3 separate regions of the Homo sapiens genome follow, and regions 2 and 3 are each linked to region 1. The links are chromatin contacts, found by Hi-C or POLR2A ChIA-PET in ENCODE. All regions are on one chromosome and are shown on one strand. The core of a region is the stretch at or near the end of the contact, and the rest is flanking DNA. Distances in the headings are between cores, read along the strand shown. Region 1 overlaps ENTPD1 (ectonucleoside triphosphate diphosphohydrolase 1). Region 2 overlaps ENTPD1 (ectonucleoside triphosphate diphosphohydrolase 1). Region 3 overlaps CC2D2B (coiled-coil and C2 domain containing 2B).

Evidence for each region. Hi-C counts contacts between places; a loop is a spot of excess contacts on that map. ChIA-PET counts read pairs that join two places held with the same protein, here RNA polymerase II (POLR2A). Pooled maps may share reads with other maps.
Region 2: a loop to region 1 is called in a pooled map, with 3 times the contacts of the local background. The contact joins two enhancer-like sites. A Hi-C loop is called at or near these places in 1 of 168 maps with a recorded cell type or tissue (A673), 5 of 37 single-sample maps with no recorded cell type and 10 of 50 pooled maps. POLR2A ChIA-PET finds 5 or more read pairs at or near these places in 1 of 52 experiments (GM12878).
Region 3: a loop to region 1 is called in a map of OCI-LY7, with 8 times the contacts of the local background. The contact joins two enhancer-like sites. A Hi-C loop is called at or near these places in 1 of 168 maps with a recorded cell type or tissue (OCI-LY7), 2 of 37 single-sample maps with no recorded cell type and 4 of 50 pooled maps. POLR2A ChIA-PET finds 5 or more read pairs at or near these places in 1 of 52 experiments (activated CD4-positive, alpha-beta T cell).

The regions. Positions count from the first base shown.
Region 1 is chr10:95,863,067-95,866,889 of GRCh38, reverse strand. ENTPD1 (ectonucleoside triphosphate diphosphohydrolase 1) reads right to left here. Exons shown (of 10, transcript NM_001776.6): 9 at 2,029-2,166; 10 at 1-713. The coding sequence ends at 507. All of the region lies in intron 3 of ENTPD1-AS1 (ENTPD1 antisense RNA 1), which reads left to right. Among named protein-coding and RNA genes, the nearest start is that of CC2D2B, 43 kb to the left of the region's middle. RefSeq lists a silencer at 1,304-1,598 and an enhancer at 1,417-1,646. Within about 2 kb of position 1,514, at least 5 of the 41 ENCODE cell types and tissues checked have a DNase peak (open chromatin) inside an H3K27ac peak, as active enhancers do.
Region 2 is chr10:95,783,829-95,787,522 of GRCh38, reverse strand. All of the region lies in intron 1 of ENTPD1 (ectonucleoside triphosphate diphosphohydrolase 1), which reads right to left. ENTPD1-AS1 (ENTPD1 antisense RNA 1) reads left to right here. Exons shown (of 6, transcript NR_038444.1): 5 at 2,278-2,497. Among named protein-coding and RNA genes, the nearest start is that of ENTPD1, 30 kb to the right of the region's middle. RefSeq lists a silencer at 1,984-2,063. Within about 2 kb of position 2,027, at least 2 of the 41 ENCODE cell types and tissues checked have a DNase peak (open chromatin) inside an H3K27ac peak, as active enhancers do.
Region 3 is chr10:95,986,298-95,990,188 of GRCh38, reverse strand. CC2D2B (coiled-coil and C2 domain containing 2B) reads right to left here. Exons shown (of 35, transcript NM_001349008.3): 20 at 1,847-1,939. All of the region lies in intron 2 of ENTPD1-AS1 (ENTPD1 antisense RNA 1), which reads left to right. Among named protein-coding and RNA genes, the nearest start is that of CCNJ, 55 kb to the left of the region's middle. Within about 2 kb of position 2,033, at least 2 of the 41 ENCODE cell types and tissues checked have a DNase peak (open chromatin) inside an H3K27ac peak, as active enhancers do.

The DNA.
Region 1 (3,823 bases), core at 265-2,764:
CACAGAGCAGGCTGGGAATGGAATGTGTGTCTGCCTTCTCCAAAGGCATCATATGGCTTTCTTAATGGATGGCAAACAGGAGAGAGAAAGGGGTTCTTAAAGAGTACAACTGAACCAGTTCCTGAGATTCTTCTTTCAGCCAGCTCAGCCTCCTATCACAGGACTCAAGACTCTCAGTTCTTCTAGACAAAGTCAATATTGTTCTTTTATAAAGCAAAGATTATGAAAGGTGTCAGGTCTTTAAAACCTATACAAGCACAAAGTACAAAGGAGAAAGGTGTAGCTGGGAAAAACTCATGAAAGAGACAGTATCTGCCGAAGTCCTTGAGGCAAAGGATATTGAATACCTCCAAAAGAAAGGCTTCAGTAAAAGCCAAGGAAGCTTCACACTCGTCAAGACTGGCCCTGGCAGACAGGGAAGGATGGCCTTGAACACTGCGATGGAGGAAAATGCTCCCTGGACGATTTTTTTCCTCACTCCAGCCAGCATATTTCAGCTGCTTTTGCTATACCATATCTTTCCAGAAATATGAAGGCTTGTGAAAGATAAGCAAGCCTATGATGGCCACTGTGAAAAGGACCAGGGAGAATAGAACCATGAGGAAGACATAGGTGGAGTGGGAGAGAGGTGTGGACAATGGTTGCTCAGCTGGGATCATGTTGGTCAGGTTCAGCATGTAGCCCAAAGTCCAGCCGGCGTCGCTGCCCTGGATCTGCAAACAGTGGGGAAAGTCTGTTTGTGGTTGGAGGAGTTAGAAGAGTTATCACCTAGGGCTTAGAATTATTGGATCATGCATTGGAAGAGTTCAAACAATATAAATCACTGGCTGGGCACAGTGGCTCATGCCTGTAATCTCAGCACTTTGGGAGGCCAAGGAGGGAGGATCACTTGAGGCCAGGAGTTTGAGACTAGCCTGGGCAACATAGTGAGACCCTGTCTCTCTAAAAAATAAAATTAGCTGGGCACGGTGGAACATGTCTGTAGTCTCAGCTATTTGGGAGCCTGGGTGGGGAGGATCATTTAATCCCAGGAGTTTGAGGCTTCAGTGAGCTGTGATCATACCACTGCACTCCAGCCTGGGTGACAGCGTGAGACCATGTCTCTTAAAAAAAAAGTATATACACACACATACATCATGACTACCTCGTGTGTCAGTCCTAAATTTGACATAGGTATAATCTTTCAAACAAAATAAACTGCTGGAATTAAAGGAAGTCTGGAATATTATAACAAGGAAAAGATTTAAGTTTGAATTAGCAAGATCAGCACTGACAAGAGTGTAAGGACACTGTTATCCTCAGGCCTGCTACAGCCCTCTGTCTCAATGCTTTGTTTTGCTTGAAATCACCATATTTAATACAGGGGGTAAAATGTTTTCCCCACTAGTGAGCATGGGCTTAAAAAGGTAGAGACACACTGCTCTGGGTATTTTTGGTCAAGCATGAGTCGCTCAGCTGGGTTCTCTATTCCTGGATACCTGCAGGTGGTGCTATGGTAAAGCACAGCATTGAGGTTGCTTCTTCCGGACTCAGGCTAAGCCTGGCTTCTAAACAACGGTCTCATCATTCACAGCCACTCAGTCCCCTTCTTCACACAGAGCTTTCAGATTGGTCAACCTTGAAGTAATAACCAACAAGGATGATGAAACCATGATCATACTTTCCCAGCTTATGGAAGGGGCCTTTCAGAGGGCTGCTGAAGTCAGCACACAGAGTCACTGTAGCTGCTGAAATGCTGTTACTTTAATATATCTCGTTTTGTGTTTTGTTTTGTAAGGAATTAGTCACTGTTATGTGGGAAGGTGCAACTGAAAATGCAAGTAGCTGTCCTTAGCGAGGATGCTCACAGTGGGCCAACAGACCCAGGAGGGCTTGACACAGAATGCCAGGGTTTGAAGCAGAATGGCAGAACAGGACATCAAGCCAAAGCTACACCATGCTGACTCCCCCCTTTTTCAAGCCCCAAACTGCTTCAGTCACTACCACCGAACCCCAACCTCCCCCCAGCCCAACAGGCCCCCAAATTACCTTGCCAATGAAATGGATGTGCTCCCAGGAATCAGCTGTGAAATGATAGCCTTGCAGAAGGAGGGAGAGAATGTAGGTACCAGAAAAGCAGTATTCACTCAGGTACTTCTCCTTTACTCCAGCGTAAGATGTTTTTATCTAGAAGTGAAGTGAGGGGGAGATCATACTCGTATGATAGGCACCTCTCTGTGGCCCTCTTTTTCTCTACTAGCCCTGATGAAGAGAGGGGAAAGCCCCAGCTCCAGTGCACCTGAAGGTTGGCCTCTTCCAGAGGGTTTTGGGGGTGGTGCTGCACTCCTTCAGTGGGAGCAGGGTTTTATAGTTTAGGGTCTCTTAAGGAAGCTTTTCCTGCACAGGCTTCTATGAGATAATAACAGGTCCTCCAGGAAAAAAGTAGTTCCTGTGGTCTAGTAGGTTCTGAAACACTAAATTTCAGTACCTCTGTTCATGCCCTAGACTTTGTTTAATCTGAGTTTTCTATATGCTCTTGACCAGAGCCTTTGGCCCACAGCCATAAAAAGCCTTACCACTCACTTTAGTCCCTGGACTGGCAGCATCAGCATCACTTGGGAGCTGGTTAGTCCTCACCTTAAAACTACCAATTCAGAATCTGCATCCCAATATGATTCCCAGGTGATTCACGTGCACAGTAAAGTTTGAGAAACACAGCTGTGGACACAGTTTAGGCAGCATTTTGCTGAGGACTGCTAGCACTGCCAACATCTCACCTTCTATCTTCTGTCTTAATGTCTTTTTTTGCATCTGAGTCATGCAAAGTGGTTGTTTCCTTGAGTCCTTCCTATGTTTACTCATCCTACTCCCTACTAAAAATATTAAGAGCTGCTTGCCATCCCTTGCCCTTACCTAGCCTAGCTGTTGTGAATATACACCCAGATACCCACAGCCTGCTCTGCAACTCTCCTGCCCTCAATTTGAGGACAACAGGCCAGGACCTCTCTAGTTCAGCCTGGACTTCTGTCTGCTGCCCCATTCCTCAGCCCTTCAGATAGGCATTCCCTCCTGGATACCCTCGGCAGAGAGAGAACATTTGTTATGCATGCATCATGTACCATCTGGAACTATGCCAGATGTTTTATATGTAGTATCTCCTTGATGCCTAAACCACACCCCTCTTTTCCCAGATTTCTCTCCCTTCCGTGGGTCCTAACCCATATGCAAATCCTAACCGCTGGCTGGGGTCTGTTTCTCACTTGGTTCTTGCCTGTCCCCAGTTTCTGGAAGGATAAGTCCATAACTAGACTGCCTTGTCTTGCTCTGATGAAATTCTCAGAATGACCCAGCTTGGAGCTTGTCTTTTCAGCACAGTTCTGGAAATTATCCTTTGATTGATTCCTCTGCATGTGACATCCTCTTGAGACCTTGGTGTGGACATCAGTTGGCATTGCCTGTCCAGGTTCCTACCCCTTCCTTTCAGTCACTGCATTCTGCTTTCCCTTTGTGAAAAGACCTCCTCCCCTATTGAAGTAGTCTTGGGCCTGTCAATTGAAGGATGCCTATGGGACACAAAATCCCAAGAATCTACTTAGGTCCAACTTGAAAGTGCTGAGCCCCTGTAGGTCCTTGAAGGCTGGCCTATCCCTTGTGGGGGGCTGGGAGATGCCATTTTGGCCTAATTTCCCTGAATTCTTTAATACTCCTATTCCCCTCCTCCTTCTGGAAATCTGTACATTGGCTATGCAGTCTGGCCTCCTGAAGGTTATGATAGTAGCCAAAAATATAGAAGCCAAAAAGGCATCCACCTTCTTCATCAATCCAGAATTGATCATGCTCATGC
Region 2 (3,694 bases), core at 778-3,277, 80 kb after region 1:
CTCACCCAAAGCCCTCTACAGAGCTGCCAGTCTCATACTTCTATATTTTCATACAGCCAAATACTATCTTTAACATCCCCTCTCCTTCCTAAAACACCTATATCTTTAAATAAAAAATAGACTTTGTTGCTCTGTACCAATTAGTAGGCCCATCCTTCCAAGCCCTCTTGTAATATGTGGAGCTTCATGTTTACACAGAGTAAAAGAAGCATGTCTATTTTAACAGATTAAACTTTGGTTTGAAAATGATCAAAATAAAGCTTGGAATACTACGCTGATCAAATTTCCCTAAAAGTTGTATCAATAAATCATATTCCCCCTTTTTTCTCCCTCAACTCTTTTCCTGGAAATTAATATATCTTATTATGCTTTATTGGAAGATGCAAAGACCATGGCCCAGCACCTTTCTATGCATCATTCTAATGTTGGTAGCTCATTACCTAAATTGAAAACAAAACCAAAGAGCAAAACAAAACCTCGAGGTTACTAGCTCTGGGATCTTGAGTAAGTCACCTTTTCTACCTTGTTTCCTCAGCTGTAAAATGAGGATTAATGGTAATACCTACTTGACAGAGTTAAGAGGATTAAAGTAAATTGAATAATGTATAAGAAACTGCCATATGAACCATAAATTCAATGATTATAATGATGATTGTGATGGTTTGCAAGGCCACAACTCCATTTGTAATCAACATACAAAATCAAATATCTAAATGTGCAACACTCAAGTAACCAGAGGCTTTTTATATTTATAAATGGTGTTGAAAATTTTAAGTTTCCCAGATTTCCAGGTTTCATCTTTTTCCCATGGCAGAAAAGTCTAGGTTGGATAAGGTGGTTTCTGTCATTTTAAGATATGCTGAAACTTTTTCTCACTAGATTTGGTGCTTTCTCTGCTGACAGTGGGCACAGGGAGCCAGAATCTAGGACTGCACTTGGCTTGGTGGGAACCAGTCCTGAGCTGCCTTCCTCCTTGGGGAACAACATTAGTCTCAGATTCTAACACCAGGGTTCGCTTTCTCAGGCAAAGGACGGTAGTGCAATACGGAAGCTAGGGATATGCATTCCTTCTCCCTCCCCTACTGAACCTGCGTCTCCTTCAACCTTGTCTTTCAGGCTCCTTTTCAGGGCAATATGGAAGTCTCTGTGCTCAAAGTACCCTCCATCCTCCATTGCTTATTGCTCCACTAATTTCCAATTTGGTGGAGTTAAAAAGAAATACCTCTGGTGGCCTTAAAGTCAAAGGAAGCTGTGTGGTCCTTCTCACCAAAACCTGGCTGTGGCAAAGCTGAACAGAATGAACAGAAGTTTTGAGTCATTATGGGAAGGGGAGGGGCAAACCATCCCTAGGGAGTTTGGAACAAAGTGCTTTAAGCAGCACCCAAGCACTGGGTAGCAGGGTGGGAGGACATAAGGGGTCAGGAGGTAGAAGTGAGGCTCAGATATGAGGCCCTCAGATAAACACCTCTCTTTCACCTGCATCCAGTTTTACCAAGTGCCCACTCTTGTCTCCTTCCTGCCTCCTTAGATAACAAGAGCAGCACCACTGGATGCTAGGCCAAGAAAAACGCTTGCCATCCTCACAATCATCCTCTTCCCCATTTGTTATGTTCTTACTGGGTAGCAGGCACTGTGCTAAGCACTTTATACTCATTGTTCATCAAATTATCACAACACCATAGATATCATTAGCCTATTTTGCACTTGAGAAAACTGGGGTCCAAAAGTTTGATAACATATTCGTGGTCACACAAATGGTAAGCACAGAGCTGGAATTTGAGGACAAGCCTGTCTGACTCCAGGGATTCTAAGCTCTTAATTATTAGGAGACATTGACACTCATTTAACTCTTCTCTTTTCTTTTATTTCCCCCACCTATCCACCTCCCAACTTCCTTCAGCCAAATGAGGCCAGTTTACATAGCCACCTTCTGAGAAAAGTTACCACAGATGGTTTCTGCTTCATAAGTTGCTGGGTTGGTTTTGTGGCCAACCTTGTGTCCTGAGACCTTATGATCTTGGCCACAACAGATTGTTCCAACAACTGCTGCTTAAGCCAAAGTCAACTATAGGCTGGACTTGCATTATCTCATTTAATCCTCATAACAAAGCTTTAAATTAAGTACTAATACCAACTGCATTTTACAAGCGGGAAAACTGACATTCAGATAAGTTAACTTACCTGCCTAAGGTGGGACAGCTAGTAAGAAGCAGAACTATGATTGGAAGGTAGGTTTATCTGAATGCTTGAACACTGTTCTACCTCCCATTTTTTCAGAGATCAATAGAGTTGGCCTGGAACAAGAGATGCCCTTGAATGCAAGTTGTAACAACTGAGAGAAATTGCCCAGACACTGCAACGGGAGTTGCCAACAAAGTAACAGAGTCAGAGAAGAGCTGAGTCTTGGGAATGAAAAAGTGATGAGGGGATGACTTCCACAGTGGGTATCCGGTCATTTGGGCTGCTGCTCTGCCCTCATCAAAGTGATTTCCACTCTGTGAGTCTCTGATATGCAGCTATAGAACCTGTTGCCTGTTTCCTAATTTATCCATGTGGGCCTGTCACCCTCATCACCTCAGGTAACAAAGTCCAGTCCTTATTACTTTGTGCCTCACACATACACTCCCTTAGGCCTAAACTCCCTGCAACGCCACTCCTGCCAAACCCCCATGATTGTCCTGGCCTGATGGAGTGAAGTAATGAGAGACTTGAAGCTTTGTAGACCTGAATGCTCATATCTTGCCACTACCCCAGCCTCCAGCTTTACTTCCTCCTCCAATGGGTAGCTCTCTCTCCTCCTTCCTCATTGTCTGCCAGCCTGAGGGAAAAGAGTACTGAGGCCGATAGGTGTTTTCCAAAAGGCTCTGGGTGCACTGGATGTACACCAGATGTTTCCTGCGACAACAGCAAGACAAAGGCAGTGGGCATGCAGAAAGCCATATAGCAATTGGTCTCTGGAACTGCTACTTCCTGGGTCCACAAGGTCTTGGGGTGACTAGGAAACACAGCCTGAGTTTTTCTCCCCAGGCCTTCACACTCTACAGTTAGCCCCATTCTCTACACAAGACAATGGAGCTCATAGGAGTCCCCATGTCTCTGAGCTTGGCTAGGGCAAACAGTTAGAGAGTGGCTGCTGGTGAGAGACAGTGCTGAAAATGCTGGCAGCAAGCCATATAAGACATTTTTAGTGGCCCCATAATGTCTATATACTCTAAGGAACTTGTATTTGTGAGCAGCTGGTGCTACATCATTAGATGTCATATGTGACAGGCTGTTCCAAGAAAGATCCAGGATACAAGAAGCTGGATTTCCTGACTTCAGTGTCCCTGGGTTTTTAATGCCTACCCTATCTTATGGGTAATTTGGCAAATGGTCAAATTGCTACACTGATCTTTTCTACAATCAAAAAAAAAAAAAAAAGAACAAGCAAAGCACCTGATTATACAAAGCATCTTACTACATTCCTCCTGCAGGAAGGCAGGATATAGTAATCGAAAGAGACAAAAGAAAAAAAATGACTAGGAACCTATATTTTTGCATAGATTTTCTACCCGCTTTCACCCCCACCTCTTCCCAGGCCACCTGCTATTCTAGTTCTTGGTCACCAATTTTGCCTCATCTTAAAATTTGTTCCTCTTTCCCATAATCAGTAGTAACTAGAAGCTGAGTTCCCCAGGCAACCATAAATACTTGT
Region 3 (3,891 bases), core at 784-3,283, 120 kb before region 1:
GTTTCCAATTATCTGACTTATAGAATATATACTCAAGGAGCTCAGGGATTATAATAGGTGCTCAATAAATATTTCTTGAATAAATTAATGAAATGGACAGATTGAAGAGATGTGCTACCCTCTTAGAGAAAACGTTTCAGTAAAAACTTTAGTAATATTTGAGACTACTGGGACCTCATTCTGTACTGCTGTAATCCTGGCCTCAGCCATCACTGACTCCAGTAACACAGCAGGAAATGTAATGCACATAACTCACAGTTCCATGAGTTCCTCTCATAGAAGGATTTAGGTACCTATGGCCGTAATAGGCCTCCAGAAGCAAACTTTTCCAGTATCTTTGATTATAGTAATTATCCCATGAAACTACCAAACCTGTAGTTTCATTTTATTTTATTTTTCAAACCTGTAGTTTTAAACTGTCCTCAGCAAAGAAGTCTTCACAAGGAGTTAAAATCTAAACACAAAATGTTTGGAAAGTGCCTTTCCGGGATTCCTGTATGAAGTTCAAGCATACTCAGATACTTGCTCTCTTACATCCTTCCTAACCCTCTGCTACCCTCCCTCCTGGGCTTCTCCTTACATAAAAAAGAAGAAACAGGATAAGGAGGATATGTGTTCTCTTTTCTTATAAGCAAGAACACTTCTTTATTTCCCGAGACCACAAACTCACTATTAAAGCACATCCCAACTTAAAACATACAGCAAGCTAGTAAAGAAGTAAGAGAGGCAGGGGATGAGTGGGAAAAACAGCTGCCAGTGATAAAGGGGGCTGTCTCATGCCTGGGAGAGCTACAGCGGTCCACATTCCATCTCACAGTCATGGTGTACGAACTAGAAGAACACTTGTGGTTTGATCTCATTTGCCCCTCACATTGGATGTAAAGCAAAGCAAGCATTAATATTGTCCGTTTTTGTAAAAAATAAAGTGGGACTCAGTGATTTGGTTACTTGCCAGTGACACACAGGGTAGTAAGAACAGGTCTTCAGACACCTGCCTGGGGCTCTACTAGCTATACATGGTTGCCTCTCACCTGTCCCCATGAGGGATCTGGAATGTATCTCTTAGCTCTTTCCATAGCTTTCCTTGCTTCTTTTCAAATTACCCTGCAAGGCTGCACTGGTGCTCTACAGCAAAGAAGATGTAGGTGGGTAAGAGTCTACTTTTGTAGGAGTTGTAGAAACCACCTCAACTCCCATCCTTTAATTCATTAATTTCTCAAACATTTATCAGCATTTTCTCAGTGTAAGATACTATGCTAGGCACTAAGGATCTGTAGATGTCGCCCCTGCACTAAGCTTCTAAGTCTAGTGGCATGATGAGGGGTTGATAGAAATCAGGCATGAAATCCAGTGAAGGATTCCACTCAAACCTGGTTAAGACTCTGCTAGAGTGTTTTGTAAATATTCACTATTTGGCTTCGTTTCAAAGCGTATCTATTTTTCTAATACTGTCTGTGTGCCTCTGGTAGCTCCTTCATCCCTTCATCTCCTGAATTGCTATAGTCCTTGACATCATGAGGCACCAGTAAATATGAGTTCTGGCAAAATGCTGGGGTATCTCTCAAGGTGAACTTTTAGAGTCAAAGAAGAGATGGGAAGTCTTTAAAATGTATGTTTAAACAGAAAAGGTTGGGATGTGCTTTAATAATGAGTTCACTGTCAATGAAGTAACCTAACTCTCAAAAAGAGGTCTGAAAAGAACAGAAAACTCCTCAGTGATCTGAAAGAGGTGACGAGTGAGTGGATTCGTCCATCTGACTCTCTGGAAGGACTATAATACCATGGATCTAGCAGACCAGTTTTCACAAAAACAAATGCAAATATATTGATAATACTGTGTTGTTACCTTTTTCAGAAAATTGGCAGAATTAATCCTTTGTGCTGTAATAGAATTTACATCTGAAACGGATACCTCCTTCTCTTTCTGACTTTCATACTCCTAAATACAGAATTGTTAGTTTCACTTCTTGAATGTAACAAAGAGTTCACATATGACACATTGCAATAAATATCACTAGTCACTTCAGTCCATGTGTAAGACACTGGAAACATTCTGAGACTGACAGAAGAAAACATTTCTTTTAGATTCTCCCACTGAGGATAGGCTAAAAACCAGTTTCTAACTATATTCTGTTTGGGTCTAGATTGAAGTCCATTCATCTTTTAAATTAGAGTAATGATTAAGAACAAGATTTGTGACTGAGAAAATGATTTTTTAGAAAAGTGAAGAGGATTGAGAAAAGATTCTTCATGTATGCATTTGCCCTGTATCACTAAAAACAAAATACGTGGTTAAGAGCATGGGCAGTGGAGGCAGACAGTCCTAGGTTCAAGTTGGCCCTGGCATTTACTAACTGTGCAGTTTGGAAAAGTTGATTAACTGCTCCAGACCCCACTTTCCTCTTCAGTAATAATAATAATGCCTCTGTCACAAGATTGTTTGTGAGACTTAATTGAAATAATATCTGTAAAGTGCCTGGCATATACTAAGTAGTTAATGTGTGTTGACTATAATAAATAATTTTAATATTACATATATAGTCAGTATAAGATTGTCAGGATGCTTCATCTAAATAAAGTAAATTTGCATTTGTTATTTATGCATTTTCAGTATTATATATCCCCAATGCACTTGGAAATGATTTTATATTATAGATATTATTAAAGACTATACAAAAATAATGAAGTAAATACTTTAGAATCTTCAGCCATGAAACAACGCATGCTCATTATCTGAAGGTAAGTTACTTGTTCTTCTAATTATCCATAAGAAATCCTGAAATTAATTCTTTTGCAAGTAACAACTTTTATTTAACAAAATATTATATTGCCATTTCATATCACGTTATTTACATTTTTTTTTTTGAGACAGAGTCTCACTCTGTCACCCAGGCTGGAGTACAGTGGCACGATCTCAGTTCACTGCAACCTCTGCCTCCTGGGTTCAAGTGATTCTCCTGCCTCAGCCTCCCAAGTAGCTGGGATTACAGGTGTGTGCTGCCACACCTGGCTAATTTTTGTATTTTTAGTAGAGACGAGGGTCTCACCATGTTGGTCAGGCTGGTCTTGAAACCCTGACCTTGTGATCTGCCCACCTCAGCCTCCTAAAGGGCTGGGATTACAGGCATGAGCCACCATACCCGGCCTCATATCACTTTATTTACTTTTAAAGTATTAAGTTTTAGGAGTTAACACAATACTCTGGATATTAATATTTTAATTTTATATATGTTGGGAATAACTTTTCTAATCTGTAGGTTTTTAATTTTAATGTTATAAAATTTATTAATCTGGCCAGGCACTGTGGCTCATGCCTGTAATCCTAACACTGTGGGAGGCCGAGGCGGGCGGATCACTTAAAGTTAGGAGTTCAAGACCAGTCTGGGCAACATGACAAAACCCTGTCTCTACCAAAAATACAAAAATTAGCCAGGCATGACAGCGCACACCTGTAGCCCCAGCTACTACAGAGGCTGAGGAATGAGAATCACTTGAACCCAGGAGGTGGAGGTTGCACTGAGCCGAGATCACGCCATTGCACTCCAGCCTGTGCGACAAAGTGAGACTCCATCTCAAAGAAAAACTAATTAATCTTGTTCTTTATAATTTATACTTTTCGTGTCTTATTTAAGAAATACCTTTGTATCCCAAAATTGAAATGCCCATTTCAAGTTTTGCTTTTCACAAGTAATCTTCACTACACATGGTATTTATTTCTTTTCTGATGTCTGAATCTAATTTTATTTCTTTCCACATGTATGAATAACAATTCCAGAACCAGTTAATGCATCCTTCATTCTTTTCCAACTGATTTGTTATCAGGGGAACCCGCCCCCAATAATTCAACGTTATTTCACGTAGGTTCTTTTCTATTTCCCTAAGTGTCGGCCG